2 separate regions of the Homo sapiens genome follow, and region 1 is linked to region 2. A link is a loop called in an ENCODE intact Hi-C map of the cell type or tissue named here. Cell type or tissue: chondrocyte. All regions are shown on one strand. Links, peaks and the distances in the headings refer to the core of each region. The heading gives the core; the rest is flanking DNA. Region 1 holds the start of LOC105370820 (a long non-coding RNA gene). Region 2 holds the start of LOC105370816 (a long non-coding RNA gene).

Region 1 (15,769 bases), core at 4,403-12,402, 580 kb before region 2:
TGCCTCAGAACCTCCTGGGCCCTTTGCAAAGTACAGATGGTCGGACCATGAGCCCGGAGCTTTTGCATCAGGAAATGGGTGTGTGTGTGTCTGTGTGTGCGCATTCGTGTGTGGTGGTGTCAGAGGTGGTTCAGACATCCGTAATTTTAGAAAACCTTTACGGTAATCCTGATGTACAGTCAGAGTAATGCTGCAGTCATGTTTGGTGCTCACCAAAGATTTGCAGAAAAAATTCTGATCTGTCGGAGTTACTTAGCCTAAGTGACACCCATGTCCTCTGCTACTGTCCTGCCCTGAATGAAGAAGGGCAGACCCTGGAACCAGTAGGTATCACTTCCTTTAGGGCTGTGGAACAGCTACGCTTAGCCTAGCTCTACACATTTGAGCTTTTCAGCTCAAGTTCAACTTGACAATACTTGTTGTACCCCAGAAAAGGCAACAGGCAACAGAGCCTGGTGATCCCTGACCAGATAGTTTAAATCACCACTCTCAGTGATCTTGCCTAGGGATCTCTTCCTTGAGCTCCAACGTGGGGGCAGCAGGAACACGAGGGTTCAGGCCTGGGGATTCTACACGCACCTCTAGCCCAGCAAATGGTGGATATGATGGGGCCCAGAGGAGTGCAGAGCCCTGGGAGTTCAGGGCGGAGAGTGGGAGGAGCGAATGTTGGTGAAGAGGGAGTAAACAGCCTGACACCAGGGCACTGGGGCAGGAAAGGCTGTGCAGGTGCTGACGAGGAGCAGGCCATGCCCTCCTGTTCTAGGTGCTGCGTGCCCTCCACCCTGTCTCTGTAGGGCTGATGGTGTGGGCACAGAAGCCATGTGAATGTCAGAGATGAACAGGAGCATGTCAGAGGTCCGGGAGTAAACCTTGAACCTGAGTTAGGAAAGGGTTTCCTCATCTCCACCCTTTTTATTACAGCACACTCCTCTTGGGTGGTTGTTTTGGCTTTTTTCCCCCCTAACTTCAAATAGAATTTCCCACAAGGGCATTTAAATTCTCAGGAATATAACCTGAAAATTATGTTTCTGAGACCATGTCATGTTTGGGTGAATAATTTTACATCCTCTTCCAAAAAGTCCATGAAAACTTTCAATGTAATATTTATAAACTGATTATCCTGTGCGCCTCCCCCGACATGGCAAACAGTGTTTTGTGAATAGCACCAACCTTTACCTATGCTTGTGACCTAAGACCCAGGGATGCTATCAAATGCTGTTTCTCCTTTTTGAGATTCTAACTTAACATGGACATAATCCCATTCCTCTTGAGAAGTAAATCACATTCGAGCAGCTTCTTTAGCGCATCTGCAAATGGCCTAAGATGGTAAGCACCAGAATTAAAGCCAATGCTTTTGGTTAATTGAAAATTGAGGTTATATAAAACGTGTTGGCTTCTAAATTAAAGCTTGAGCATTTCCCCCAGTATTTCCTGGCTGCCTTACAACGTTCTGAAGCAGTCATTTTGATTCAGAAACATTTGGCACTATGTTAGACAAACTATTAAACTGTTGGCTAAAAAAAAAAAGTAATTTGGAGAATTGCTATCGACGGTGCACCCCGAGGACTCCTTCTGGGGTGGGGCTCAGAGGTGAGGTAGAGCTCAAGGATGAGATATCAGCTTAGTGCAAATAGGGACATCACCATTTGAGGGGCTGCACTGCCATTCTCCCATTTTGATGGCCCCTGTGGCATATGGGTGTGTTGGGAATGTGGGGTTGTCATAGCCATGGAACGTCCTGCCCTTCGGCCTGCAGACTTTGTGTTTGCGACTCTTGTATTTCAGTGTTAACAGCTGCCTTTTTTGTACTTCCTCTTTCCCAGATAGAGACAGACACTTGATTATTTTCTTGGTTATCACAGATGAGTGGTTCTCAGCTTTGCTGCCACCTCACCCCCCAGACATTTGCCAATGTCTGGAAACAATTTGGGTTGTCACAACTGGAGCAGAGGTGCTACTGGCTTCTAGAGGGTAGAAGCCAGGGTTGCTGCTCAGAATCCTGCAATGCGTGGGACAGCCCCTCTCCACAGCAAAGAATTATCCAGCCCAAAGTAGCAATAGTGCCAAGACCGAGAAACCTTGTCACAAATGGATCATTTTCTTCCCAAAGGGTTTCTATTTATTTATTTATTTTTTTTTTTTTTTAATTTTTTTTTTTTTTTTTTTGAGACGGAGTCTCGCTCTGTCGCCCAGGCTGGAGTGCAGTGGCGGGATCTCGGCTCACTGCAAGCTCCACCTCCCGGGTTCACGCCATTCTCCTGCCTCAGCCTCCCAAGTAGCTGGGACTACAGGCGCCCGCCACTACGCCCGGCTAATTTTTTGTATTTTTAGTAGAGACGGGGTTTCACCGTTTTAGCCGGGATGGTCTTGATCTCCTGACCTCGTGATCCGCCCGCCTCGGCCTCCCAAAGTGCTGGGATTACAGGCGTGAGCCACCGCGCCCGGCCTCTATTTATTTTTAATAATATTCATTGTCTCAAAGCCAATATCTACTTTAATAAATAACAGACCAACAAAAGTACTATAAATGAAACTATTTATTGATAATTCCAATCTGACAAATTTGTGAGAATTATTATTTTGAAACCCCCTCATCTTTATTTCTTGTTTATAAAAAATGAGCTATACTCTCATTGTAAGTCCTGTTAATAATAAACATCACATGATTGTCCTGACATTCTCACTTTCTTAAACATAACATGAAACAATCAAGGCATTGATTTGGCAGACATATCTCAAAAAGCATTCTCTTTTTACAGAAAAAATGGACAACCTCACCAAGCAGCTCTTTGATGATGTACAAAAGGAAGAACGGCAAAGAATGTATGGAATCTAGTTTGCCTTAAAGCTACTTTCTTTCTTCTGTCTGTGCTGTTTTATATTTTCCATCTCAGTTTGCATATAGCAGACACAGATACAAGAAAGTGGGGTGTGACTGTTTTTAGGAAGTGAGATTAGAGATTTATGAGAGCTAAGTTCCACAATGTGTACTGTCAGATACTGAACACATTCTAGACTAGTCCATAAAGCTTCTGCTGGGTGGGTACAGTGGACCACCAGGAATTCTTTTCTTTTCTTTTCTTTTCCTTTCTTTCTTTCTCTTCTTTCTTTCTCTCCTTCCTTCCTTCTCTCCTTCCTTCCTTCTCTCCTTCCTTCCTTCTCTCCTTCCTTCCTTCTCTCCTTCCTTCCTTCTCTCCTTCCTTCTTTCTTTCTTCTTTCTTTCATTTTCTTTCTTTTCCTTCCTTCCTTCCTCCCTTCCTCCCTTCCTCCCTTCCTTCCCTTCCTTTCCTTCCTTTCCTTCCTCTCCTTTTCTTTCTTTTCTCTTTCTTTCTTTTCTTTTTTTTTTACTTTATTGCTAAGACAGTGCAAAATTCAGAGACTACCACCACCTTCAACTTCTACCAAATCCAAGAATTAAGATTCTTGCCTAGGAAATAAACCTCCCTCCTTTCCTTCCCCACCTATTGTCCTTGTTAGTTTGTCTTTTATCCCAAAAGATAAGGTAAGTAATGGACCTCACAGAAATTAAGGCAGGTGCCTGACCTTGTACTGTACCAGCCCACCTTTCCTATCTCAATAGCAAACCCTTTGCTAACCTCCAAGGACTCCAATCTGGGCTTCCCTTCTCTTAAGGAGTCAAAGGTTTTTAGATCTCAAAGTTGGGGTACATGGCAGGGTCCCGGAAAGAGATAGAACATGCTTGGCACATCTCTTTTGGGGGCTAGGAAGCTCAGGGCTGCCTGTGGTGGTAGGATACAAAACTTCCCCATGCAGTGAGCAGGACAGCCTGCGTCTGGGTGAGGAAGCAGGATTCTAAAGAGAGGAGGGAATATCACAGAATCGCTCCAGGAGTTAACAAATATATGAAGTGTTTCATGATCCTCCATCAGTTTTTAAATATGTCTAATTAACTCATTTACCTAGAAAAATATAATTGTCGATGAGTTTTTAATGTGAGGAGAAGAGCTCGGCTCTCGGCATCTGTCCACGTGCAGGGACCACTTGGGAGTGATCATTTCAAGCAGGGGTCTTGGAGAGCCAGGCTGAGGCCAGGTCATTTTGGGCTGTTTGCAATCCTAACTGGGTCAGGGCGAGGCAGGCCAGTGAAGGGATTAAAACTCTTCACCCTCTCTAGGCCCGTGTTCTGCCTCCTCATTAGCACTCATCTGTAGCTTGGTTTAGTCCCTGGTCAGCCAAGGGGGGAATTCCTGGCCCCTGTCAAAATTCTCAGGAGGCTCCAAGAGGCCTGCAGTCTGTGGGCACCCTCCTGACCAGCTCAGGCTGTGGGTCTAAGATTCTTTTTACATAAGACTTCTGGGCCAGGCGTACTGGCTCACACCTGTAATCCCAGCACTTTGGGAGGCCAAGGTGGGCAGATCACCTGAGGTCAGGAGTTTGAGACCAGGCTGGCCAACATGGTGAAACCCCGTATCTACTAAAAATACAAAAATTGGCTGGGCGTGGTGGCAGATGCCTGTAATCCCAGCTACTTGGGAGGCTGAGGCAGGAGAATCACTTGAAACCGGGAGGCGGAGGTTTCAATGAGCTGAGATTGCACCACCGCACTCCTGCCTGGGCGACAGAGTGAGACCCTGTCTCCAAAAAAAAAAAAAAAAAAGGAAGACTTCTGGCTGCCTTTTCCTTTTTCAAAGGCATTTTACTGGTCTCTTGGGAGCACTGCAGTTTTTTTTTAAAAAACCTGGAAACAAAGTTCGTTAATATCTGTAGAAAAAAGAGGTTATGTGCAGTGCTCACACCTGTAATCCCAGCACTTTGGGAGGCCAAGGCGGGCAGATCACCTGAGGTCAGGAGTTTGAGACCAGTCTGGCCAACATGGCAAAACCCCATCTCTACTAAAAATACAAACATTAGCTGGGTGTGGTGTTGGGCACCTTATAATCCCAGCTACTCGGGAGGCTGAGGCAGGAGAATCACTTGAACCCGGGGGGCGGAGGTTGCAGTGAGCTGAGATCATGCCACTGAAGTTCACTCCAGCCTGGGTAAAAGAGCAAAACTCCATCTCAAAAAAAAAAAAATCTATAAAAAAGAAATCAAACAAATTTATTAGGAATGTGGCTCTCTTTCTCAGAGTTTTTCCCTTTGTGCTATAAAAGCAAGTTTTAAAAGGAACTGAAATGACAGCTCAGCAGGTAGAATCATTTAGTAAACTCATAGAGCTCCTGGCACTGCTTCAAGGGCCCCTGTGGGCTGTGTTGGGCTTGTCTAGGTTATGTATCTCTTTTCAATTATTTTCTTAGTTAATCATCAAATTTTTAATTGAGCAACCTTCTAGAGCAGTTGGATTTACATGCACTTTTGGGCACGTGGATTTGCTGCCATTTATTCTAGAATTTTTGAAGGGCTAGACCCCTGGACATAGCAGATAGCTCTATTGTTTAGGATCAAACAAACCTCCAGCAGGATCCTTGGAACGAGGAAGGAGCCAGGACTTAGCAGAGCACGCCAAGGTATTCGCTGAAGGAAACTGGCCCTTCCAGGGGACTGCATGGAACCCGGGGGGTTGGGAATACAGTGCCCCAAAACCCAGTGTGTCTTTTAAGTTCAGCCTCCCTAGCCAGTGTGCCCTGTGCGTGATCACTGTAAAGCCACACCTTTCAAATCAGGAGGTGTAAGAAGTTGTCTTTAACCTAAGGGAAGAGGAAACAGTTTGCTAAAAATAAGGCCATTACCTGCTGGAACTGTCACAGTAGGTTCTAATTAACTTGTCTCCTCTTGTTGTTTTCAAAATGATGTATTCTAATTCAAAGTAAAGACTGTAGAGACAATTCTAAATTATTTTCTTCTTTTTTAGGGGGTGTTGTGGGGAGGGTCTCACTCTGTCACCCAGATTGAAGTGCAGTGGCACGATCTCAGCTCACTGCAGCCTGGACCTCCTGGGCTCAAGCGATTCATCCACCTCAGCCTCCTGGGTAGCTGGGACTACAGGCGTGCTCCACCACACCTGACTAATTTTTGTATTTTTAGTGGGGACGGGGTCTCTCTTGTTGCCCAGGCTAGTCTTGAACTCCTGGGCTCAAGGGATCCGCCTGCCTTGGCCTCCCAAAGTGCTGGGATTACAGGTTTCAGCCACCATGCTCAGCTCTAAATTATTTTCTTCTTTTGCTGCGTAGGCTTCTTGAAAAAAGTTTTGAACTGAAAACACAAGACTATGAGAAGCAGATTCAGTCTTTGAAAGAAGAAATTAAAGCTCTCAAGGATGAGAAGATGCAACTCCAACACCTGGTGGAGGGGGAGCACGTCACTTCTGATGGCTTGAAGGCGGAAGTGGCCCGCCTGAGCAAGCAGGTCAAGGTAGAGCGGCTCTCACGTTCAGCCCCGCCCTCTGGTTACGTCATTTGATTGCAATTCCAAGTTCCCACAGATTAGACAGCTAAAAGCATCTGTGTAAAGGCCACAGGCAACTGGAGCCTGATTCCTTCAGTCCTTCCAACTGTGCACCTCCAGGCTGCCTTTGATTTAGCAATCATTGTATTCCATATTTTAAAAGTCAACTTTCTAACTTTTTTGAAATTACATTTATGTAAAGTTATTTAAATATGTCGATGTAGAGAATACTCCCAAATTAGACTGTAAATTGAGGTGAATCCTTATTATATAATCCATCACTATAAATCTATAAACACCTGCATTAAAGTTAAGTTACCTTATTATCAAAATCTTTCATTTAAACTGTTATTAGAAAATTTACTAAAACAATTATCCAATGCACAGTGTGGTGAATGTAGTTAATAAGAGCATATTGTACATTCAAAATTGCTATGAGTAAATCTTAAATGTTCTCACCACAAAAAATGACAAGTATTTGAGGTGATAACATGTTAATCAGCTTGAATTATTCCACAATATATTCATAAATTATAACATCAATAAAGCTATAAATTTTCAATGGTAGAAATTTTTAAGTAAATTTTTATAAAGCTGAGAAGGAAAAATCACATAGAATTTTTAAAACTGCATAATGATATATAAAAATATTGTTACCTGCCGGGCACGGTGGCTCAGGCCTGTAATCCCAGCACTTTGGGAGGCCAAGGCAGGTGGATCATGAGGTCAGGGGTTCTAGACCAGCCTGACCAACATGGTGAAACCCTGTCTCTACTAAAAATACAAAAATTGGCTGGGCGTGGTGGCAGGTGCCTGTAATCCCAGCTACTCAGGAGGCTGAGGCAGGAGAATTGCTTGAACCTGGGAGGCGGAGGTTGCAGTGAGCCGAGATCGCGCCACTGCACTCCAGCCTGGGTGACAGACCGAGACTCCGTCTCAAAAAAAAAAAAAATTGTTACCTGTATCTATCATTAAAAATATATAAATATTCCTGGGCAATTTAATAAAATGCTCTAGAGAAAAATGAATGAATGGATGAAGTAATGATCCATGCTTGGACAATCAAGGCTTAAGTGAATTGTTTCCCTACCAGAAAAGTTAAACCTGAGTGTACCTACGTTCTTAAATGTAAGACATTTCATCATTAAGTTGGAAAGCTTTTAAGCTTCTACTAAATATGTGAAATACATATTAGTAGAGTATTTGTAGGATTATGGAAATAGTCTCTGTAATTGTCATGAACTAGCCATGCGTGGTTTAGAAGAGCTTTTGGAATTGCATCCGGGTGGCCACTGAATTCCACAACTGAAGTGTCTGTCTTTTCTGGGCCCCGTCCCCTATTGTTTAAAAGTAGGAGGTCAGACCACATGATCAGGAAGGGTCACTTTCATTCCTGTGACTGCTTCACTCTTAGCAGCCACATGAGCCTGATGTCAGTCAGTCTGTGGGAGTCCTGTCATCTGGCTGAGGTCTGAGGTCTGTATCTTAAATGTAGGAACTTGTGAGACTGCGCTTGCAGAGAGGTACCAGTAGGTGTCACTCACTTCCTCTTTGGTAGCTAAGACTGGTTCACTCTCCAATGTGATCCATTAAGATTACTTGGGGCTGGGCACGGTGGCTCAGGCCTGTAATCCCAGCACTTTGGGAGACTGAGGTGGGCGGATCACGAGGTCAGGAGATCAAGACCATCCTAGTTAACACGGTGAAACCCCATCTCTACTAGAAAAAAAAAAAAAAATTAGCCGGGCGAGGTAGCACACACCTGTAGTCCCAGCTACTCGGGAGGCTGAGGCAGGAGGGTCGCTTGAACCTGGGAGGTGGAGGTTGCAGTGAGCCGAGATTGCACCACTGAACTCCAGCCTGGGTGACAGAGTGAGACTCCGTCTCAACAAAAAAAAAAAAAAAAAAATTACTCTGGGTTTTTGTGTTTTGTTTTTTGGGTTTTTTTTGAGACAGAGTTTTGCTCTTGTCACCCAGGCTGGAGTGCAATGGCACCATCTTGGCTCACTGCAACCTGCCTCCCAGGTTCAAGCGATTCTCATGCCTCAGCCTCCCAGGTAGCTGGGATTACAGGCATCTGCCACCACACCTGGCTAATTTTTTTTTGTATTTTTAGTAGAGACAGGGTTTCACCATGTTGGCCAGGCTGGTCCTGAAGTCCTGACCTCAGGTGATCCACCCGCACTAGCCTCCCAAAGTGCTGAGATTACAGGCGTGAGCCACCGTGCCCAGCCTACTCTGGTTTTCAAAGAAAATAACTCATGATCATCAAGTTATATGTGTTATAGTCAGTCTTAAAAGCCTAAGTAAATGCAAATCTGACTTGGAACATTTACTGAAACATTACAAAGAAAAGCATGGCCTTCAGGATTTGGATAGTCCTGAGTCCCCCATAAACCTGGCATGTGACCCTGAACGTGCCAGTCAGCCTTCAGTTAAATGTAGCTGCTGTTTGCTAATTGAGAAAAGATCACTCTACTTACCTCATAGGCCTGTTAGGAGGATTAGGTCTTCTAGGTAAAGTGCTCAGCACATATCAGTTTGATTCTCCTGCTTACTCTCTGTAGAAACAGGGGCTGGAGCCCTTAAATACTCAGGGTAACTGAAAAAATATCAAGGAGAGTTTATTCACCTCTGCTGTCCCTGAAAGTCCTTATATCTCCCTCAGATACAAAGCAAAAGCACAGACCTGTGATTCTTATTCAAGCTGAGCTCACAAGGGAGAATAAAGGCAGAATACTGCCTCTTCCCCACAACCAGAGCTGCCCAGGCCACCTCCTTCCCAACAGCCAGCTAACTCCCAGACCTCCTGGACTCACCAGTCTCTGCCACTGCTCCACATCTAAGCTGAGCTGAAGCCAAAACCCACAGTTATGAAGGTGGCAACTTTGCCCATGTCCTTGCACTCAATATTTTATTATCCATTAAAAGAGAATTTTAGCCCGTGATTTTACCTTTCTCAGTCTTCCCCCTGTCCCACCCCACCCCAAGCTTATAGTAGGTATTTTTTTTTCTTTATGTAACAGGGAAGTTAATTTTTTTTTTTTTCGAGGTGGAGTTTTGCTCTTGTTCCCCAGGCTGGAGTGCAATGGTGCAGTCTCAGCTCACTAAAACCTCTGCCTCCCGGGTTCAAGCGATTCTCCTGCCTCAGCCTCCCAAGTAGCTAGGATTACAGGCGTCTGCCACCATGCCTGGCTAATTTTTGTATTTTTAGTAGAGATGGGATTTTACCATGTTGGTCAGGCTGGTCTCAAACTCCTGAACTCAGGTGATCCACCTGCCTCAGCCTCCCAAAGTGCTGGGATTACAGGTGTGAGCCACCATGCCTGGCCCAGGGAAGTTAATTCTACTGATACAACCCATTAGATCTGGCATTTTGAGTAGTTAAGCATGCTTCAAGGCCAAGCTGTGTAGGCAGTGATGGTTTAACAAGATTTTAGCTAAGAAAGAAACTGCAGTGAGGATGTCTTGCATAGACACGCAACGCTGTAATTGTGTTCCCTTTGTCTTATATAAAGCATAATCGTTGTTTTTTCTTTACCTGATTCCGTCATTGCTGTGATTCAGACAATCTCTGAGTTCGAAAAAGAGATAGAACTACTTCAGGCACAGAAGATAGATGTGGAGAAACATGTGCAGTCACAAAAACGGGAAATGAGAGGTAATAAAAATATGAGTCTCTTAGTCCATGGGTGCAGACTGAATTTATCATAGCTGTGTCGCTGCTAAGGAAACGTGTCCTTTGGTATGAATTTGGTTGGACATATGGTAGATTGCTTAGTTGATAGGTTGAATAGCTAGTTGGTTGAATACCTGGAAGATTGGTTAGTTGGTTGATTGGATAGCTGGTGAGTTATTTAGCTGGAGACTGTGAAGCTAGAAAACTGGGCCCTGGAAAGGGAATGGGAAAAGATAAATCATCCACAAATGTAATATATACAACTCTGCCTTTCCCTTTCAGAAAAGATGTCAGAGATCACCAAACAACTTCTCGAAAGCTATGACATTGAAGATGTAAGAAGCAGGTAATCATTTTTGCATTATCAAACATTTTAAGACATGTAAACATGTAAAACGTGACAGAGATGATAGATTTTCTTATCTTCCTTATTTTGCAGGCTCTCTGTGGAAGATCTGGAACATTTAAATGAGGATGGAGAACTTTGGTTTGCTTATGAAGGACTAAAGAAAGCAACACGGTTAGAAATTCTCCTCAGGGATCTTCTTTATTTTTCAGAGATAATAAATAGACTATTGGAAAGTCCAAAGTTTACCTTACATAGATTGATACACAAATTCCTTATAGTAGAATGACTGAATAACCACTAGAAATATTTCTCTGAGAAGTAAGTAAGTAGCTTATTCATGAAGAGCAATCTCTTTGTGGGATAAAATGCCTAGTAAAAAACCCCATAACCCATACAGTGAAAACTGATTATCAAATAAGTTAGTTAATGTTGCCAGAAATATGTAGATACATTTAAATTTAAGGCATGTGCTGCATTTATTTAAATTAATAAACTTTATTTTTCACAGCAGTTTTAGGTTCACATCAAAGTTGAGCAGAAATACAGAGAGTTCCCATATATCCCTGCCACCACACACACACAACCTCCCCCACTGTCAACTTCCCAAACCACAGTGATGTGTTTACTATGACTGGTGAACCAACACTGACACGCCACTGTCACCTCAAGTCTATAGTTTACATTAGAGTTCACTCTTGGTGTACATTCTGTAGGTTTTGACAAATGTATAATGACTCGTATCCACAACTGTAGTATCATACAGAACATGTTTTGTTTTGTTTTGTTTCTGAGATGGAGTCTCGCTCTGTTACCCAGGCTGGAGTGCAGTGGCAAGATCTTGGCTCACCGCAACCTCCACCTCCAGGTTTCAAGCGATTTGCGTGCCTCAGCCTCCCAAGTAGCTGGAACTACAGGCATGCGCTACCACACCTGGCTAATTTTTGTATTTTTAGTAGAGACGGGATTTCACCATGTTGTCTAGGCTGGTCTCAAACTCCTGACCTCAAGTGATCCGCCCACCTCGGCCTCCCAAAATCCTGGGATTACAGGTGTGAGCCACTGCGTCTGGCCAGTATTTTTTAAACTATTAAGAGTGTAAAAATATAATAACTTCTAAAATTTTCTTCATTGTTAACTACATATTAACCCCCACATAATGCTTCCTAACTAGCTAGAAGATTTTATAATTAGGCATTCCTGATTCTGTAGCCTGTAACCGTGAGTGCATAAGTAAACTTGATGTACTTCGTGCACGGCTCTTGTTGTGGGTCTTCATAACTGCCTCCCAGCAGTCCATAAAACAGAACAAAGGCCATGTGGTTTATTTCTTGACCCCTCCTTTAATAGTGTTTTGGAGAGCCATTTCCAGTCTCAGAAGGATTGCTATGAAAAGGAGATTGAAGCTTTGAACTTCAAAGTGGTGCATCTCAGTCAAGAAATCAACCACCTGCAGAAGTTATTCAGAGAAGAAAATGACATCAATGAAAGCATCCGTCATGAAGTTACCAGGCTAACATCAGAGAACATGGTATGGTCTCAGCCAGGGGCCCCAGTCGTGGCCATCATACTAGAGTTGTTCTTTGTCAGTGGCGTCAAATTCAGTTTCTTGGCAGTAAAAGAGTGGATATAAATTACTTTTTCCAGAAGTGAAATAACTTGGTCTGGTGATTAAACTATAAAATGACTGCAGACCAGAGAGCACTCTGATACAAGAGTGTGTGTGTTCACCACAGGATGGCTGCAGGCGCTGTGATTGTCTGTGTGTGCGCGTAAGTGTGTATGTTTTAAAGCCTGTATATTTAAATCAAGCCCTAACCCCTTGGAAAGTGACCACAAAATTGAAGGGTAGCTCTTGAGACAGGAGTGTGTCAGAAGGCCAGTCCTGCTCATGCCTGAAATCTCACCTTTTTTTTTTTTTTTTTTGAGATGAAGTCTCACTCTGTTGCCCAGGCTGGAGTGCAATGGCATGATCTCAGCTCACTGCAACCTCCGCCTCCCAGGTTCAAGCAATTCTCCTGCCTCAGCCTCCCGAGTAGCTGGGATTACAGGCGCCCACCATCACGGTCAGCTAATTTTGCATTTTTAGTAGAGACAGGGTTTCACTATGTGGGCAAGGCTAGTCTCGAACTCCTGACCTCGTGATCCGCCTGCCTCAGCCTCCCAAAGTGGCATAAGCCACCGTGCCCGGCCTTCAAATCTCACCTTTTCAAGGGCTTCCTCTTCCATGACGTGCATTCCTAGCCACTGCATTTGTCTCATTCTTTCTTCCAACTCATGCCTACTGGCCTGGAGAAATGCTTTAGGAATCTCCTCATTCAAAAAGCCATCTCTGTCTTAACCCCACACTGCTGTGGCCATCACCCATTTCTTTGGGGTCTTAGTCAGACTTACAAAGACCCTCTAGGCATACTTCCTCCGCACACCTCCCATTCACTGCCCACCACCCCATTCTGTCGTGTGTCCCCACCACTGGCTGACTCTGCCTGCACAGAGCTGAGCACTAAGGGTTCCTTTGCACCCTCATCTTACTCAGTGTCTCAGCAGCCTCTGGCGATGCTAATCTTGCCCTCTCTGCCTTGTTCTCTTGGCTTCCAGGACGCCCCGCTCTCCCAGCATTCTTGTCCCGCCTCACTGGCTGCTGCTCCCCTACTTCCTTACTACCCCCTCCTCTCCCTAAACTGAGAGTGTTAGGAAATCTCGGGGCTGTAGCAGCAGTTGAGGACCAGGGGTGGACACAGGGAACGGTAGTGGGGGACCTTTACATCTTTGTTTATTCCTTGGATGAAACTTTAATGAGGAATTTGCAGTGAGACCCAATTGCACATTCAAACAAGTACAGATGCTCCTCAGCTTACCATGGGGCTACGTCCCAATAAACCCATCGTATGCTGGAAGTATTGTATTGTAAGTTGAAAATGCATATAATACACCTGACCTACCAAGCATCGTAGCTTAGCCCAGCCTGCCTTAAACGTGCTCAGAATGCTTACATTAGCCTGTACTTGGGCAAAATCATCTAACACAAAGCCTATTTTTATAATAAAGTGTTGAATGTCTCATGTAACTTATCAAATACTATACTGAAAGTGAAACACAGAATGGTTGAATGGGTACTTGAAGTATGGTTTCTACTAAATGCATATCACTTTCACACCATCACAAACTCGAAAAATAGTAAGTTGAGCCATCGTAAATCAGGGGCTGTCTGTATTCTTCATTTAGACTTCAGAGGCCTGGATCTCAGCCACTCAGTTTTAAAATGAGCATGTTTATAAACTTGGGGAAGGAAAAAAAACCCTGTTTTAACCTAACTGGGGGTGGAGGCGATGGACATGTAAAGAAATATACAGATAGGGACAAAGGATTGAGAAACTTACCGGGTGATTCCAGACCTCCACTAACAGAGCAGTGCATGTCCTTGAATTCAAAAGTAGCAGTGGGACCCTTTGAGATGGCTTTTCCTGTTCCTAGATGAGGAGACGATGGCTCTGGGCTTGGACCAAAGACGCTGGCTGCCATTTCTTCACCTAATTCCTCCCTCAACTCAGCATAGGATTTCTATACATGTACACATCCTTCTCTCCCTGTCGTAGCTGTGTGAGAACTGCTTCCTCTGAGCATACTGGTGTTTCCTGAGACTATATAGGTTTTGAGGTTAAAAAAAAATGTTAATCCAGTCTAATGTCGTGGCTAGCTCTTTTACACAGCTATCTGTTCTGCAGGCTGAACACCAAGATAGTTCAGTTTGCTTCTAAGATTTTAAAGTTCATAGATAAAAGTATTTTATATTCTAATATTTCTAATTCTTCTCTAAAGATGATCCCAGACTTTAAACAGCAAATTTCAGAATTGGAGAAACAGAAGCAAGATCTTGAAATCCGCCTGAATGAACAAGCTGAGAAAATGAAAGGTAACTGAAACCCTCATTAACCTGCTTTTAGAAAACGGTTTCCTGTACCCCGGAAATGACATTGAAATGTCCTTGTACTCAGGGCTTTTAAACTCTGGTTCTCTAGGGGGCTGGGCAGGTAACAAATGTGAGAAGGGGGCTAGTTGAAAGATATGGGAAGGTATGTAGGACATTTAAAGGAGGTGCAGGCTGAGTGCAGTGGCTTACACCTATAATCCCAGCACTTTGGGAAGCGGTGATGGGTGGATCATTTAAGGCCAGGAGTTCGAGTTTGAGACCAGTCTGGGCAATATGATGAAACCTCATCTCTACAAAAAAAATTTTTTTTTTTTTTTTTGAGACTGAGTTTCGCCCTTGCCCAGGCTAGAATGCAATGGTGCGATTTCGGCTCACTGGAGCCTCCGCCTCCCGGGTTCAAGTGATTCTCCTGCCACAGCCTCCTGAGTATATCAAATTACAGGCACCCACCACCACACCCAGCTAATTTTTTTTTTTTTGTATTTTTAGTAGAGATGGGGTTTCGCCATGTTGGCCAGGTTGGTCTTGAGCTCCTGGCCTCAGGTGATCCACCTACCTTGGCTTCCCGATGTTCTGGGATTACAGCCGTGAGCTACTGAACCCAGCCCAAAAATTTTTTTAAAATAAGTCAGGCTTGGCAGTATGCGCCTGTAGTCCCAGCTATGTGGGAGACTGAAGTGGAAGGATTACTTGAGCCCGGGAGGTGATGGCTGAAGTGAGCCGTGGTTGTGCCACTGCATTCCAGCCTGGGTGACAGAGTGAGATCCTGTCTCTGAAAAAACATACAAAAAAATAAACAGGCTGCTGCCTCCAAGCTCCACTGATTGTTGCCCAGTGGGAATGTGGGCCCAGTATTGCTAGAGATTCCTATTTTTAAAGAAAACCCAGGAATCCAGATTTTTATGTGGAATATTTATGTGGAACAATTTTTAAATGATGGTTTAAAAATGTTTAAACATTGTTCAGACCAAATAAAAGTTAATCTCTGTCTGGATACAGTTTAAGACAAGCTTGTTCAAGCCGCAGCCTATAGGCCACATGCAGCCCATGACAGCTTTCAGGGAGGCCCAATACAAATTCGTAAACTTTCTTAAAACATGAGATTTTTTTGCAGTTTTGTTTTTCAGCTCATCAGCTATTGTTAGTGTTAGTGTATTTTATATGTGGCCCAAGACAATTCTTCTTCCAATATGGGCCAGAGAAGCCAAAAGATCGGACACCCCTAGTTTAGGACCTCTAAAAATTGAAAATAATACCAAACCCAAATCAGAATGCAGTGATATGTGCCCCCCCAAAGTACTGACAGTTCTTCTCATTATAGGAAAACTAGAAGAATTGTCTAATCAGTTACATCGCAGTCAAGAGGAGGAAGGAACACAAAGAAAGTAAGTGTAAATATGTGTGTACCTCAAGTTCATGCTCGTGTAATGCTTTTCTGAAACTGTAGAATATACCAAGATGTGTTACT
Region 2 (15,769 bases), core at 3,549-11,548:
TAATTTTATGATTTCTTGTTTATATTGCCAAATTTCTTTCCAAAGAGTTTGTATCAAAAACTGTCCACTCTCTTGATATGAAATACAAATCAATTTAGGTTAAAATATCAATTAAAAGGGAAAATAAATAAAACCATTTATTCATAAATAACATGTGTGGGAGACCAGAATACACCACCACAAATATGCCTCTGGCATAAGGATTGTTGAGCTAAAGGTAATTAAGAAACAGTAGGTGCAGGAAAACTTTCTATCATCCCTATATTTCCATAGAAGCAGAACATACCTTGACAAAGACAAGAGGTATGACCCCATGCTCCACACACATACACTTTCTACCAGAGAGAACAAAAGTTAACCATTGAAAACAACTGTAGACCCTTATGGGTCTGGAGACGGCATCAGAGAGCTCTACATTAACAAGCATTACTGGCCGGGCCCGGTGGCTCACGCCTGTAATCCCAGCACTTTGGGAGGCTGAGGCAGGTGGATCACGAGGTCAGGAAATCGAGGCCAGCCTGGCTAACATGGTGAAACCCTGTCTCTACTAAAAATACAAAAAAATTAGCCGGGTGCAGTGGTGGGCGCCTGTAGTTCCAGCTACTCAGGAGGCTGAGGCAGGAGAATGGCGTGAACCCGGGAGGCAGAGTTTGCAGTGAGCCGAGATAGCACCACTGCACTCCAGCCTGGGTGATAGAGCGAGACTCTGTCAAAAAAAAAAAAAAAAGTATTACTAACTGGCCTTTTTATTTGCCTTCTCACAAGTTACCTCCCCTAGAGACTCAAAGTCCTTTTCCTATGTCTTGTCATTTCTCCAAAAATTTGCCATTCTTTGTTGAAAATAGTATATAGGCTGGAATTCAAAGCTAGTTCTTTGAGAACCACTCATTTCCTGGGTCTCTCCCAGGTATATATGAAATGTACTTGTTAATAAACATCTGTTTGCTTTTCTCTTGTTAATCTTTTATTTATTTATTTACTTATTTTGACACGAAGTCTTGCTCTTTCGCCCAGGCAGGCTGGAGTGCAGTGGCGTGATCTGGGCTCACTGCAACCTCCGCCTCCTGGGTTCAAGCAGTTCTCCTGCCTCAGCTTCCCAAGTAGCTGGGATTACAGGCACACGCCACCACGTCTGGCTAATTTTTGTATTTTTGGTAGAGATGGGGTTTCACTATGTTGGCCAGGCTGGTCTCGAACTCCTGATCTCAGGTGATCCACCCGCTTCAGCTTCCCAAAATGCTAGGATTACAGGCGTGATCCACTATGTCTGGCCATTGTTAATCTGTCTTTTGTTACGGGGGTCCATTTCAACTAAGAATTTATGACAGTTGAGTAAAAAATTATTTTTCTTCTCCTACACATGATTGTGTATGTAGAAAAGCCAACAGAGTCTAGTTGTTGTTTTTTTTTTTTTTTTTGAGACGGAGTCTCACTCTGTCGCCCAGGCTCCAGGCTGGAATTCAGTGGCGTGATCTCAGCTCACTGCAAGCTCTGCCTCCCAGGTTCAAGCAATTCTCCTGCCTCAGCCTTCCAAGTAGCTGGGACTACAGGTGCCCGCCACCATGCCTGGCTACTTTTTTGTATTTTTAGTAGAGACAGGGTTTCACCATGTTGGCCAGGATGGTCTTGAGCTCCTGGCCTCGTGATCCACCCGCCTCGGTCTCCCAAAGTGCTGGGATTACAGGTGTGAGCCACCGCGCCTGGCCTAGAGTCAAGTTTTTTAACGGAATAAATGAATTTAGCAAAATTGCAGAATACAAAATAAATACCTGAAACTTTCCTATATTTCTAGAGACAGTCAGTCATTCGTATCCATGGGATCTGCACGCACAGGCTAAACCACCCATAGATTGAAAATCTTCAGAAACAAAATTCTACAACGTTCCAAAAGCAAAACTGGAATTTGCCATGTGCTGAGTGCTATGCTGAATCACGCAAATGAAGTGATTTATAGGCATTGTATTCTGTATTATAAGTAACCTAGAGATGATTTAAAGTATACAGGAGGATGTGAGTAGGTTATATTCAAATACTATGTCATTTTGAGAGACAGGACTAGCTGGATTTCCTAGGCCAACTAAGAATCCCTAAGCCTAGCTGGGAAGGTGACCGCTTCCACCTTTAAACACGTGGCTTGCAACTTAGCTCACACCCAACCAGTCAGGTAGGAAAAAGAGCTCACTAAAATGCTAATTAGGCTAAACAGGAAGTAAAGAAATAGCCAATCATCTATCGCCTGAGAACACAGTGGGCGGGACAATAATCGGGGGATATAAACCCAGGCATTCCAGCCAGCAACTGCTACCCTCTTTGGGTCCCCTCCATTTGTATGCGAGCTCTGTTTTCACTCTATTTCACTCTATTAAATCTCCCAACTGCACTCTTCTGGTCTGTGTTTGTTACGGCTGGAGCTGAGCTTTCGCTCGCCGTCCACCATTGCTGTTTGCCGCCGCCACAGACCTGCCGCTGACTTCCATCCCTCCGGATCCGGCAGGGTGTCTGCTGTGCTCCTGATCCAGTGAGGCGCCCCTTGCCGCTCCCGATTGGGCTAACGGCTTGAGATTGCTCCTGCACGGCTAAGTGCCCAGGTTCGTCCTTATCGAGCTGAACACTAGTCACTGGGTTCCATGGTTCTCTTCCGTGACCCACGGCTTCTAATAGAGCTGTAACACTCACTGCATGGCTCAAGATTCCATTCCTTGGAATCCGTGAGGCCAAGAACCCCAGGTCAGAGAACATGAGGCTTGCCACCATCTTGGAAGTGGCCCACTGCCATCTTGGGAGCTCTGGGAGCAAGGACCCCCCGGTAACAGTTTTATATAAAGGACTTTAACATCCATGAATTTTGGTAACTGTAGGGGATGGGGGTGGTCTGGAACCAATCTCAAATGGATACTGAAGTATGACTATACTTGTAACAATTAGAAAATAAATAATTTTAAAAATACAGAATTTTTAAAATACAATTTACAAGAGCCTTAAAAAACATCAGATGGGCCGGGCACAGTGGTTTGTGCCTGTAATCCCAGCACTTTGGGAGACTAAGGCAGGTGGATCACTTGAGGTCAGGAGTTTGAGACCAGCCTGGCCAACATGGTGAAAACCCATCTCTGCTAAAAATAGAAAAATTAGCCAGGTGTGATGGTGCATGCCTGTAATCCCAGCTACTTGGGAGGCTGAGGCAGGGGAATCACTTAAACCCAGGAGGCTGAGGTTGCAGTGAGCCGAGAGAGTGCCAGGGCATTCCAGCCTGGGCGATAGAGTGAGGCTCTGTCTCAAAACAAAACAAAACAGAACAAAACAAAAACCCAAAACCAACCAACCAAACAAAAAAAATTCAAATGTCCAGGGATATATCTAACAAAATGTGCAAGATCCTTATGCTGAAACTGTAACATCGCTGAAATTTTAAGAGACTTTAATAAATGGAGAGAAAGGGAATGTTCATATATTGGAAGGCTCAACATTGTTAAGATTTCCATTCTCCCCACATTGACCTATGGATTTCACACAGCCCTAATCAAAATCCCCGCAAGGTCTTTTGAAGAAATTGACAAGCTGATTCTTAAATTTGCATACGAAAATGCAAAGGAATTGAAGAGCCAAAACCATTTTGAAAAAGAATAGAGTTGGATTTCTTATACCACTTGAGTCTGAAAGTTACTGTGAGTTACATATGTAAAGTTATGTAATCAACTAGATGAATATCAATGGAGCAGAATAAAGAATCTAGCAATAGGCTCAAGGTGCCAAGTCCATTCAATAGAGAAGGAAAGTCATTTTTGTTTGTTTGTTTGTTTTTTCAAGACGGAGTCTCACTCCGTCACCCAGGCTGGAGTGCAATGGTGCAATCTCAGCTCACTGCATCCTCCACCTCCTGGGTTCAAGTGATTCTCCTGCCTCGGCCTCCCCAGTAGCCGGGACTACAGGCGCTCGCTGCTACGTCCGGCTAATTTTTTGTATTTTAGTAGAGACAGGGTTTCACTGTGTTGCCCAGGCTGGTTGCAAACTCCTGAGTTCAGGCAGTCCACCCCCATTGGCCTCCCAAAGTGCTGGAATTACAGGTGTGAGCCACCGCACCTGGCCAGGAAAGTCATTTTAACAAATGGCACTGAAGATTTAATTTTTTGATACTGAATATAAACAAATTTTGATAGTCACTCATTCCATATACAAAAAATAGTTCAAGATGGATAATAGGCCACATAGCAAAGGCTGAAATCATAAAGCTTTTAGAATTTCACTATTCCTGTAGTAGCTGCTAGCCACATGTGGGCTGTGGAGCACTTGAAATGTGATTAATCCAAATTGAGATGGGCTGAATTTCAAAGACTCGGTGTGAAAGAAAAACTATGCAAAAATCTGATTAATCATTTTTTGCATTGATTACATATTGAAATGATAATATGTTGGAAACACTTGGTTTAATTAAAGTCAATTTCAGTCTTTTTTTTTTTGCTTTTTTTAAATAATGGGGCTACTACCACATTTTAAATTATGTATGTTGAATCTATAGGCAATGACACTCCAACAGCAATGAGCATGTCTAATGCAGAAATCTTGGTTTCTAACACCATCCTTCAATAAAAGGAATCAAGGATCCTTGGAGAAGCAGGTGATTGTAAGACGGGCAGAAGATATACAAGACGACCCTGCAGCATCTTGTAGTGCCTGAAAGTAAGAAAGTGTTCAAAACAAATCTACATTGATGGAGGCATGAAAGCCAACTGAAAGAGCTCCCAATGGTCAAAACTGGAAAGATTCGAGGGAGAAATGACTGCCATAAGATAACCAGCAGTGTTTGCCACACCGGGTAATAACGTGGATTATGTTTCAGATGGAACTTCTTTCACCTGCCCTCCCCTGGCCACTTGCTATCTGAGCATTTATTGAGCACCCATTTTGTGTTAGTGCTGAGAATATGATGTTGAACAAAATATGGTCCTTGACCTCAGGAGTCATGGTGCTCTCATTAGGTGGTCTGGTGGAGAGAGGTGTTGCTAACGTAAGGAGGCAGGAAAAATTCAAGAAGTGAGGGAGTTAGGGGTAAGTATGTCCAAGGCAGTGAAAAAGGGATTATTTAGGTATTAATGAGGCTTTAGGGCCTTCAAAATCAGGAACCGAATCACCTTTCCTCAGCATGTATATATATGTATATATATACATATATATATACACACATATATATATATTCCCCAGCATGTATATATGTGTGTGTGTATATATATATACGTGTATATATATATATATATATACGTATATATATATATGATAGTCCTGAGGTGGTAATGATACTGATGGGCTGGGGTAGGTCCACAAACACTAGTGGGACCTTGACCTCAACCGGTATCCAGGCTCTTGACACCATCACAAGAAGAAATTCAGGGATGAGTCAGAAAATAGTGAAAAGATGAAGATTTATTGCAAAGCGAAAAGTACACACTCAAGAAAGGGGAGTGCAGGTGTACTCAAGAGAGTTGCACACAAGGTTTTCGGGTACTATCTTTATGGGTTTCTGTAACCAAGGGGTGACATATTCATGAAGATTCCTGGAAAAAGGTGAAGATTTCTCAAAACTGTGGTGCCACCCACTTTTGCACTAAATAATGGGTGTTCCTGGAAGTGTCATGGTGCTGGTGGGCATGTGATTACGTTAATGAGCATATAATGAGGTTCTAGGAGAAACCTACGTCAAATCCAGTGACATGTTGGGTTCAGTCAGTCTTAGCCATCTTGGTCCACACCCTGTTTCTCAGGGTCTTATCAGCCCATAGCCTCTGCAGCTATTTCAACAGTTGCCTTTTGCTAGTCATATGAAATTGTTGCCTGGAATTTTCTAATCTCCTACGGCCACCTTATATTATTCCTCTCTCAGTAGTATAACTCTGACTATAAAATTAAGATCTAATCATCTACAGCACTCATAGACATTATCTTTAAACTAATTCCACAGGCAAAAGGCTAATTACAGGGTTTTTGTAGCCTTTTGTTGGTATATAGAACTCTATATGCTGTATGTTTTTATGGAGGCTGCCTGGAATTTGCTGTATTGTTTCTGAGGCTGTCCTTTACACTTCAAAAATTTCTTATGAGCATTTATGTCAAGATTAAGGAAGCCAAGGTAATAGAAATAGGCCAACACTTGGTGAATTATTGGAAAGTTTATATAGGCAGCTACATACATAAGATTAGCCATCCTTGGAAGATTGAACTCATTTCATTTACTCTCTCCCCAATAATAATGAAGATTCTACAATGGAAACAGGAGTAAATATGTAATGTATTTTTTATTGATATTAAAATACATGAGATAATATTATTTGTATTTCCAGACTTGAGGCCATCCTCTGTATCTCCACCCCTGACCACTCCCTTGACCACATACATATCCAGTTACCTAGAGCACTGGATGACCGGCAAGCATCTCAAGTCTCAAATGCAACTACTCAAGCTCCTTCCTCCCTCACTCATGCTGCATCTCAAGAAGATGTAAGCCAATTATCCAGAGGCACTGAGGGTCCTATGCGACTGCACCATCATATCCCACAACCTGCTATTCACTGTTATTCTGCTTGTCCAGTCCATCTCCCTCCTCTCAATCTCCCCTCTGCCCTAGTTCAGGCTGCCATCATTTATTCGTTTATTTGTTCAGTAAGTATTTCTTGAGTACATATCATGTGCCATTCATATTCTGTGCCTCAAATAGAATAAGCAGTGAACAAAACACTCAGTGAACGTCACTGAACAAAACTGACACAAAACCTGCCTTCACAGAGTTTGCATTCAGGTGGAAAGGGAAATAAAACAGATAAGCAAAATACACATTGCTAGAAAGTTATGGGTGTATAGGAGAAAAAATAAAGCAGAGAAGAAGGACATGACATTTAGAGGTGGGGTTGAAAGGTCTCAATAAGGAGGTGACTTTTGTGTAGACTTGAGAAGGAAATGAGGGGGCTAGCGTTGTGGATATCTGGGGCAAAGCCTCCAGAGGAAAGAGTATGGTAAAAGTCCCTGGAGTGAGATTATGCCTGGCCTGTTCTAGGCATGGCAAAGGGGCCAGTGGGAATGGAGTAAAGTGAGCAAGGAGGAAAGGAGTAGAGAGGGATGGAGTGAAGTCAGAGAGCTAATAAAGACAAGATGCCGTAGGTCATTTTCTCAGTGAATGGGAAGCAAAGCCATCAACTGAGAATTGAAGTGATGTTCCTGTAAACAATTTAGTACCTTTGCCTTTTTTGTTTGTTTGTTTTGTTTTTCTTGGTACCTTTGCATTTTGAGGCACATTTTTATACCTATTTGTTGGAGATTCACCTAGGGATAGAAATGTGGGGTTGTATAGGATGTAAATGGAATCAAATAGATTTTTTAGGATTAAATTTTTTCTGATTTTAAAAGTAGGAAATACAAAAGTGTTTAAAGAAGTAAATATCACCTGTGACCACCTCTCCCAGAAATAAGTATATTTTATAAGTATACTTTAATATATTTTATTTAAGTATATTAATTTTTCAATGTGATTAATGCCAAAAGGAGAGTATAAGCCAATTTTATGTATAGCTTGATTACAATTATAAAAATGTGCTTAGAGAAAAAAGGATCAGAAAGGAGCATAACAATATGCTAACGGGTTATGTTAGTAAAAATATATGTGACTTCCTTTCTCTATTTCTAAAAATGTCTGCAATCTTATAATATTCTTAATGAGAAAAATTAATTTTACAAGCTTTTTAAAAATAGCTTTTTTTTTTTTTGTTTTTAAACAAAGATATTTGTTTTGGCAGTCCTCAAAGGAAACTTCTAGAATTACTATACAACTGTATTGACCTAGCGTTTGCCAGAATAATTCTTTTTTTCATTCATTGTGACATGGTACACCACTTTATAGGACTGGATTTGCATAGAAAATACTATTGAAATAACAGAAGGTACCTATTACTGCCTGTATATTCTGCCAACGTTTAGGAAATACTGCCACCAGGTGGATGGTAGGAATTTAGCTTTTGTCCCTTGATTTCATGTATCCTTCCTGTTGCCTTAATTCTGTACAGAAAGTAAGAACAGACAAAACTGACTCTCTGTGTGTGTGTATGTGTGTGTGTGTGTTTAAACACTGGGGGCTTTGGTTGAACCAGGAGGGTAAGCTCAGACAGTTGCTTATGTATGTGTGAACCAAGGAGGAAAGATGAAATCCCAACTAAGAGGACAGCTGAAGTGGAAATCTTGGACAGACTGGATTTCACATCCAGCACACTGAGTAATGCATGCTGATTCTAATTTTAGGGTCTATCCTAAAGAAATAATTATGGATACTTTAAGATTTAACACTGATGCTGCAAAGACTTAACATTGGTGTTTATTGCAGTGTTTATTTTTACTAAGTAAAACAAGAATCTAAATATCTTGCGATTGAGGATTAATTGAATAAATAATGATACGTCTCTGCAATTAACCACTCTTTGACCATTAAAATGAGGTTTAAAAGTATGTAATGACAATGAATGATGTTTATGATATACTTTTGAGTGAAAAATGGAGATAACAAAGTAGTATATGCCACACACAGCTAAAAAACTATAAGGGTATACATAAAAATATTAGCAATAACAATAGTAATTAACATATATTCAGTGCTTACTATGTGCCAGAGAAATTAAAATACCTATCTTGGACCTGCCTTGTCCTCCCTTCTCTAATTTAGTCCTTCTAGTGCTTCTCACTGCTTTTATATCAGTTTCTATTGGGCTCTAGACCCTTTGGAAAATCTTGTAGAGCATATGGGCCCCAGAGAGACATTTAAAAACACATAATATGAAATACAAAGCATTAAACAGGAAATCAATTACATTGGAATACAGTTATTAAAATATCAAAAAATCAAATTTGTGATATAGTTTTATATATACACATACATCTTTTTTTATTATTATACTTTAAGTTCTAGGGTAGATGTGCACAACGTGCAGGTTTGTTTACATGTGCCATGTTGGTTTGCTGCACCCATCAACTCATCATTTACATTAGGTATTTCTCCTAATGCTGTCCCTCCCCCAGCCCCCCATCCCCCAACAGGCCCCAGTGTGTGATGTTCCCCACCCTGTGTCCAAGTGTTCTTATTGTTCAGTTCCCACCTATGAGTGAGAACATGCAACGTTTGGTTTTCTGTCTTTGTGATAGTTTGCTGGGAATGATGGTTTCCAGCTTCATCCATGTCCCTGCAAAGGACATGAACTCGTCCTTTTTTATAGCTGCATAGTATTCCATGGTGTATATGTGCCACATTTTTCTTAATCCAGCCTATCATTGATGGACATTTGGGTTAGTTCCAAGTTTTTGCTATTGTGAATAGTGCCGCAATAAACATACGTGTGCATGTGTCTTTATAGTAGCATGATTTATAATCCTATAGGTATATACCTATACCTATAGGTATAGGTATTGGTATAGGTATTGGTATAGGTATAGGTACAGGTATACCTATACCAATCCCAGTAATGGGATTGCTGGGTCAAATGGTATTTGTAGTTCTAGATCCTTCAGGAATTGCCACACTGTCTTCCACAATGGTTGAACTAATTTATACTCCCACAAACAGTGTAAAAGTGTTCCTATTTCTCCACATCCTCTCCAGCATCTGTTGTTTCCTGACTTTTTAATGATCGCCATTCTAACTGGCATGAGATGGTATCTCATTGTGGTTTTGATTTGCATTTCTCTGATGACCAGTGATGATGAGCATTTTTCCATGTGTCTGTTGGCTGCATAAATGTCTTCTTTTGAGAAGTGTCTGTTCATACCCTTTGCCCACTTTTTGATGGGGTTGTTTGTTTTCTTCTTGTAAATTTGTTTAAGTTCTTTGTAGATTCTGGATATTAGCTCTTTGTCAGATGGTAGATTGCAAAAATTTTCTCCCATTCTGTAGGTTGCCTGTTCACTCTGAATACACATACATACTTCTTTATTAATTCATTTAATAACAAGCTATAGTACAAGGTCTAATAATTTCTGAATAGATCTATTCATAAATGATATTTTAAGATAATTACAATAATCATTATCTATAAAAAAGTGTGCAGAGGCTCACGCCTGTAATCCCAACACTTTGGGAGGCCGAAGCAGGCAGTTCCCTTAAGGTCAGGAGTTTGAGACCAGCCTGTCCAACATGGTAAAACCCCGTCTCTACTAAAAATACAAAAAAATTAGGCGGGCGTAGTGGCGGGCGCCTGTAATCCCAGCTATTCTGGAGGCTGAGGCATAAGAATCGCTTGAACCCAGGAGGCAGAGGTTGCAGTGAGCTGAGATCACGCCACTGCACTCCAGCCTGGGCGATAGAGCAAGACTCCATCTCAAAAAAAAAAAAAAAGTGATATTCATTGGTGACAAAGTCACAGGTACTGCTAAATACAATTGTGTTTTGTTGTCTATATTTATGACTGAAATGTTAAATTGCAGCTGATGCTTAGAGAAAATAGATGTATTTTTTTCCCCATCCAGCCATGTTCCAGCCAGCTGTCACACTATGTCATTCCTTTTTCAAACCCCTTAAATGGCTTTCTGTGTCACTTAAGTCAAAATCCTTACCCCAAGCAGATCTGGTCTGAAGTTCCCTTTCTGATTTCACTTCCTGCCATTTCCTACTAGTCTCACCCTCTCTCCCTGCCATCCAGCCACACTGGCTTCCTTCCAGTTCGTTGATCACAAGCCAACCACAGGCCTGACTCAGGGCCTTTACTCTTGCCATTATCTATTCCAGGGCGTTTTCCCCTTAGATAATGGTAGGGCTTGCTCCCTTATATCAGGGGTCAACAATCATTTTGCATAAAGAGCCAGATGGTAAATATTTTAGGCTTTGTGGGCCATATGGTCTCAAATCTGCTGTGATAATGCAAGAGCAGCCATGGAGAATAAGTAAATAAATGAGTGCGGATGTGTCCCAATAAAACTTTATTTTTGGATGCTGAAATTTGAATTGCATATAATTTTCCCATGTCAAAAAGTATTATTCTCTAAAAAATTTTTTTGTTAACTATTTTAAAAATATAAAAACCATTCTTAGCTCTCGAGCCACACAAAAACAGGTGTGCAGTCAAATTTGGCCCACTGTTCATAGTTTGCTGAACCCTGCCTTACATCGTTCAGGTCTTTGTTCAAATGTCATCTGTTTGGAGAGGTCTGCTTTGGCCACTTCCTCCCAAAAGCCCTTCCCTTCTCTTCTATTACTTTACCTGGCTTTATTTTTCTTCATTGAACTTCCTGGGCCCTAACATATTATATTTTTATTTGTTCATTTTCTGTATTCCTTCTAGAATATAAGTACCATGAGGCAGGGCCTTAGTCGTTTTCCTTGCTGCTATACCCCCATCAGCATGACAGTGCCCAGCACAAAGTAAATGCTCAAATACTTGTTGAATGAATGAATTAGTACTGGTCATCTCGCTGTGAATATACTTACCAGAATTATAAGTTTTCTTAAACTGTGGTGGCCAGAATTGAAAATTGTTTCCCAGTTACAGTCTGAATCAATGCAGAGTAGGATTTAAAAATGCTTATTTTAATGCAGTCATTTTTATAAACCTGTGTATTCAAATTGAAATTTTGGCAAACCAGATTACTCCAAAACTGTACTTGTGAGTGATGTTTTCTGAACCTATATCTAGTTCTCAATGTCTATATTGTTGGTTTGATTTTGTGCTTCAGTCTGCTTTAAATTCTTATAAATTTTGATTCTGTTAGCTTTCACATCAGCTATTCTGGCCATCTATAGATTTGACAATTATACTGTGTCTTCAGCCACACCTTTCAGACCAAGGCAGAGAGGAGGACTGACTCTTGTGACTCCTCCAGGTGGCCAGAACACCATTAATCCAGACATCTGGGATAAATCCTGCAGGTCACCCATTAGGCCAGGGTAATATCGAAGTCGTTCGTGCAAGAACTGGAAATGGAGGTACAGGGGGATTTCAGATAATTCAACTAAAACCCAAAAGCTGTGATATGCAAGCATATCCTTAAAAAGGGAAACGCCTAAGATTAATATTATCATGTCTAAATAAAATGGTGCTTTGTTGCAATGTCTATCACCCAAATTCATAAACTATATTCATACAATGGAGTACTGCTTAGCAGTAAAAAAAAAAACAAACAAACAAAATGCTGATACACGTAACAATGTAAATGAATTTCAAAAATATAGTGTAGAGTATAAGAAGCTAGACACAAAAGGATGCATAGTGTAAAATCCCCTGTATGTAAAGCTCAAGATCAGGTAAAACTAATCCCTGGTGGTAGAAACGAGAAAGCTATTGAGGTGGAGGTATTGGCCAGAAAGGGGGATGAGGAACTTTTCTGGAATGATTGATGGTTATACCAGTATATATATATTTATTTGTGAGAATTCTCCAAGCTGTTCACTAAAGATTTGTGTTTCTTTCTATATGTAAAATACATTTCAATATAGTATGACTTTTCAATAAAAAGTGGCTGGTTTTAGTCATTAGTTTCTTGTGGGCTTTGTAAGCATGAGGAAATTAAATTTCTGAGTTGGCCAGGCTGAAGTTAGAGTCTCATCAATGGTAAATTTGCCAAGGGATCTGCCGTTTTATAGAGGCCTGTGGGGGCCTTGGTCAGCATAATATTTTGGTGTGATAATCAGTAGGGATTTTGTCATATTTTTCACGGAAAGAAAATAAAAGATGTCTATGGCATTAGTTTTGCTGTTGAAAACTAGACTAAATAAATTTGACATGACTTGCTCTTGGTGAATCCTTGTTGGCTCCTGATAAATATATTTCTTTTTTAAATTGCCACAAATTGTGTTTTATTCTCCATTAAAGATTTTTCCAGGTTTACTAGTTTGTAGTTTTTGGTACCCACAACATTCTTTTTAGAAAATTAATACATTATTTGCCTGAATTAAACCTTCTGGCATTTCTTATTAAGAGGCAAGTTGGAGTCATAAAATGTATTTACTTTTTCATGGAATTGAAAGGAAACGTCCTAGGCAAGTTCATTAAGAATCCAAAGAAGATCTCTTCTTTTGAGGTAAGCAATCAAGAACAGTGATCAAGTAGTTTTGCTTCCCATTTAGATCTGGTTTGAATCTTAGCTCACAGATGTGTCACCTTAGGCAAGTTTCTTAACCTTTCCAAACCCCATTTTTTCTAATCTGTAAGAGGGATTGCTATGGCAATTACACAGGGAAATTTTTGTAAAGCACTTAACACAGCACCCGACACATAGTAGCTATCATCATCAACATTATCAGCAGTCTCATCCTCCTCATCTTCATTAACAGGAGCCAGCCCCTCTTGGATTGATTTTCCAGGGCAGTATTTTGTGAACCTCAGTAGAGTGCTCCATGGGCACTTGATTTTTTTCTGCCGACTGACTGACTGAGTTCAGAAGGATCAATTCACACATCAAATTCACAAGAAACTGCTTATTTATTCATTTGTAATGACAAAAGACAGCTGCATCAATATATTCTTTCCTTACACATATAATAGGGAAGCCAAATTATCTATGAAGGTGGTTTGATTAGTACAGGCTCATTGTTCCTTCCACTGGAAACACCCCTTTCCTCTTAGGCACCAAACTAGGTTACAGCTATAGACATGCCAATAGAATTGTGCTCACTGGAGATGACACACAGGCACCCATTTAGACCTTACTGCTGACTGTAAATGATCTTTGTGGGTAGATAATTAATCTTACCCATTACATGTTCATTTTTATCATTTCATTTTTGGAACCTCTATCTTGTGGGCTTTTGGGGGTACATCATTGTCTTTAATTGTTCATACTTCGTCTTTGACTAACTTCAACAATTTCTTCCTTAAAAACTAGCTCTGAAATACCATGCTTTATAGTTGGATAAGAAGGTAGTGAAAGGTGAGAAGTGGGGGGTTGAAGGATATAACTGTACTGTCTTTCTGTTCAAAATATCTTTCTGTGGCCGGGCATGGTGGCTCACGCCTCTAATCCCAGCACTTTGGGAGGCCAAGGCAGGTGGATCACCTGACATAAGGAGGTTGAGACCAGCCTGGCCAACGTGGTGAAACCCCCTCTCTACTAAAAATACAAAAATTAGCTGGTTTTGGTGGTGCATACCTGTAATGCCAACTATTCGGGAGGCTGAGGCAGGAGGATCACTTGAACTCAGGAGGCTGAGGTTGCAGTGAGCCAAGATCATGCCACTGCACGGTAACAGAGCAAGACTCCGTCTAAAAAAAAAAAAAAAAAAAGCCCAAAAAACAAAAACAAAAAAACCCAAAATGTCTTTGTGTATTTATATTATTTAAAAAATCATCAAAAATGTTCCAACTACATAGAGGTAATGTTAGAAAATAGGTAATAGCCGGGTGCAGTGGCTCACGCCTGTAATCCCAGCACTTTGGGAGACTGAGGCAGGTGGATCACCTGACATCAGGAGTTAGAGACCATCCTGACCAACATGGTGAAACCCCATCTCCACTAAAAATACAAAAATTAGCTGGGCATGGTGGAATGCACCCGTAATTCCAACTGCTGGGAAGGCTGAGGCAGGAGAATCACCTGAGCCCGGGAGGCAAAGGTTGCAGTCAGCCGAGATTACATCATTGCACTCCAGCCTGGGCAACAAGAGCAAGACTCTGTCTCAAAAAAAAAAAAAAAAGTAAATAGGTGATAATGGCTACTTTTTTTTTTTCTTTTTGACATGGAGTCTCGCTCTGTCGCCCAGGCTGGAGTGCAGTGACGCGATCTCAGCTCACTGCAAGCTCCATCTCCCAGGTTCACACTATTCTCCTGCCTCAGCCTCCCGAGTAGCTGGGACTACAGGTGCATTCCACTATGCCCAGCTAATTTTTGTATTTTTAGTAGAGACGGGGTTTCACCATGTTGGTCAGGCTGGTCTCGAACTCCTGACCTCAGGTGATCCACCTGCCTCGGTCTCCCAAAGTACTGGGATTACAGGCATGAGCCACCGCACCCGGCTATAATGGCTACTTTTATTGAGCAACCATTGTGTGCCAGATCCTAAGAATAGCCATATATTATTACATTTAGTCCTTACACTCAGAAATGTAGTTTTATTCTCATTATTCAGATGAAAACACTGAAGATCAGAGAAATAAACTGCCTAAGATTACACAGTGAGTAGCTGGCAGAAGCAGCGTCTGAACAGCCCTCTGATTCTACAGCCTGTGCCCTTTCCTCCACATTACATTCAGGAAACAAGTCCTGTCCTGTTTTTAAGATCATTGGTTCTTCAACATCTTAGTTTTGAATCACAGAAAAGTAGAGCATTAGGTAGACAGGATTTCATAAGAAAAACAATTTAATAAGATAAACAAATTATTGGACAAGATCATAGTACAGGATAAGATCTGATCTTGCTTTGGGAAGTTTGAGAACAGTCATTACACTACTTATGGTGACTGGGTTCAAGCCCGGAGATGTCTTAAATAAGTGAGTAAGTCAACGTCATTGATGTCCCAAATGTCTATGGATCTCACTCTCTGATAACAGTTTCCAGACTTTTGAACTTCAGAGATATAAATAAATAACAAAGTGGGAAAAGGAATAAAAATAACCTTGCAAACTTTTTTATTTTGCCCAGTAAGGATGTTTTTAAAAAAGTCACACTACTCTGTACTATGACCTTTGTTTCCATAAAGATTAAACATTTTAGCGCTCCTCTCCTCCCAAACTGGAAAAATATAATTTGAAAACAAAGGATTGTTCCTCCAAAGAAAGAATAGTTGGTAACCTTAGTCTCCATATATATTCCCCATTG

What was found. Peaks named below come from ENCODE experiments on the same cell type or tissue, not always from the same donor. Only the 100,000 strongest peaks of a DNase experiment are listed, where the experiment ranks them.
Region 1: it touches region 2 in a loop (4-fold over the local background); 5 of 110 quality-filtered maps call a loop at or near these places.

The regions. Positions count from the first base shown.
Region 1 is chr15:52,219,676-52,235,444 of GRCh38, reverse strand. MYO5C (myosin VC) reads left to right here. Exons shown (of 41, transcript NM_018728.4): 24 at 2,760-2,823; 25 at 6,132-6,312; 26 at 9,913-10,006; 27 at 10,307-10,370; 28 at 10,464-10,544; 29 at 11,721-11,901; 30 at 14,190-14,283; 31 at 15,623-15,686. LOC105370820 (a long non-coding RNA gene) reads right to left here and starts at 14,285. Exons shown (of 4, transcript XR_007064638.1): 1 at 13,751-14,285; 2 at 9,887-10,236; 3 at 8,829-8,947. RefSeq lists a silencer at 6,249-6,423. In chondrocyte, for the core only: CTCF peaks have their summits at 7,648 and 7,866 (motif pointing right); no DNase peak of the experiment used is centred there.
Region 2 is chr15:51,642,316-51,658,084 of GRCh38, reverse strand. It overlaps LOC105370816 (a long non-coding RNA gene), which reads left to right and starts at 2,379. Exons shown (of 5, transcript XR_932236.3): 1 at 2,379-2,588; 2 at 4,517-4,677. RefSeq lists a cis regulatory region at 5,399-5,979. In chondrocyte, for the core only: CTCF peaks have their summits at 7,733 and 7,956 (motif pointing left); no DNase peak of the experiment used is centred there.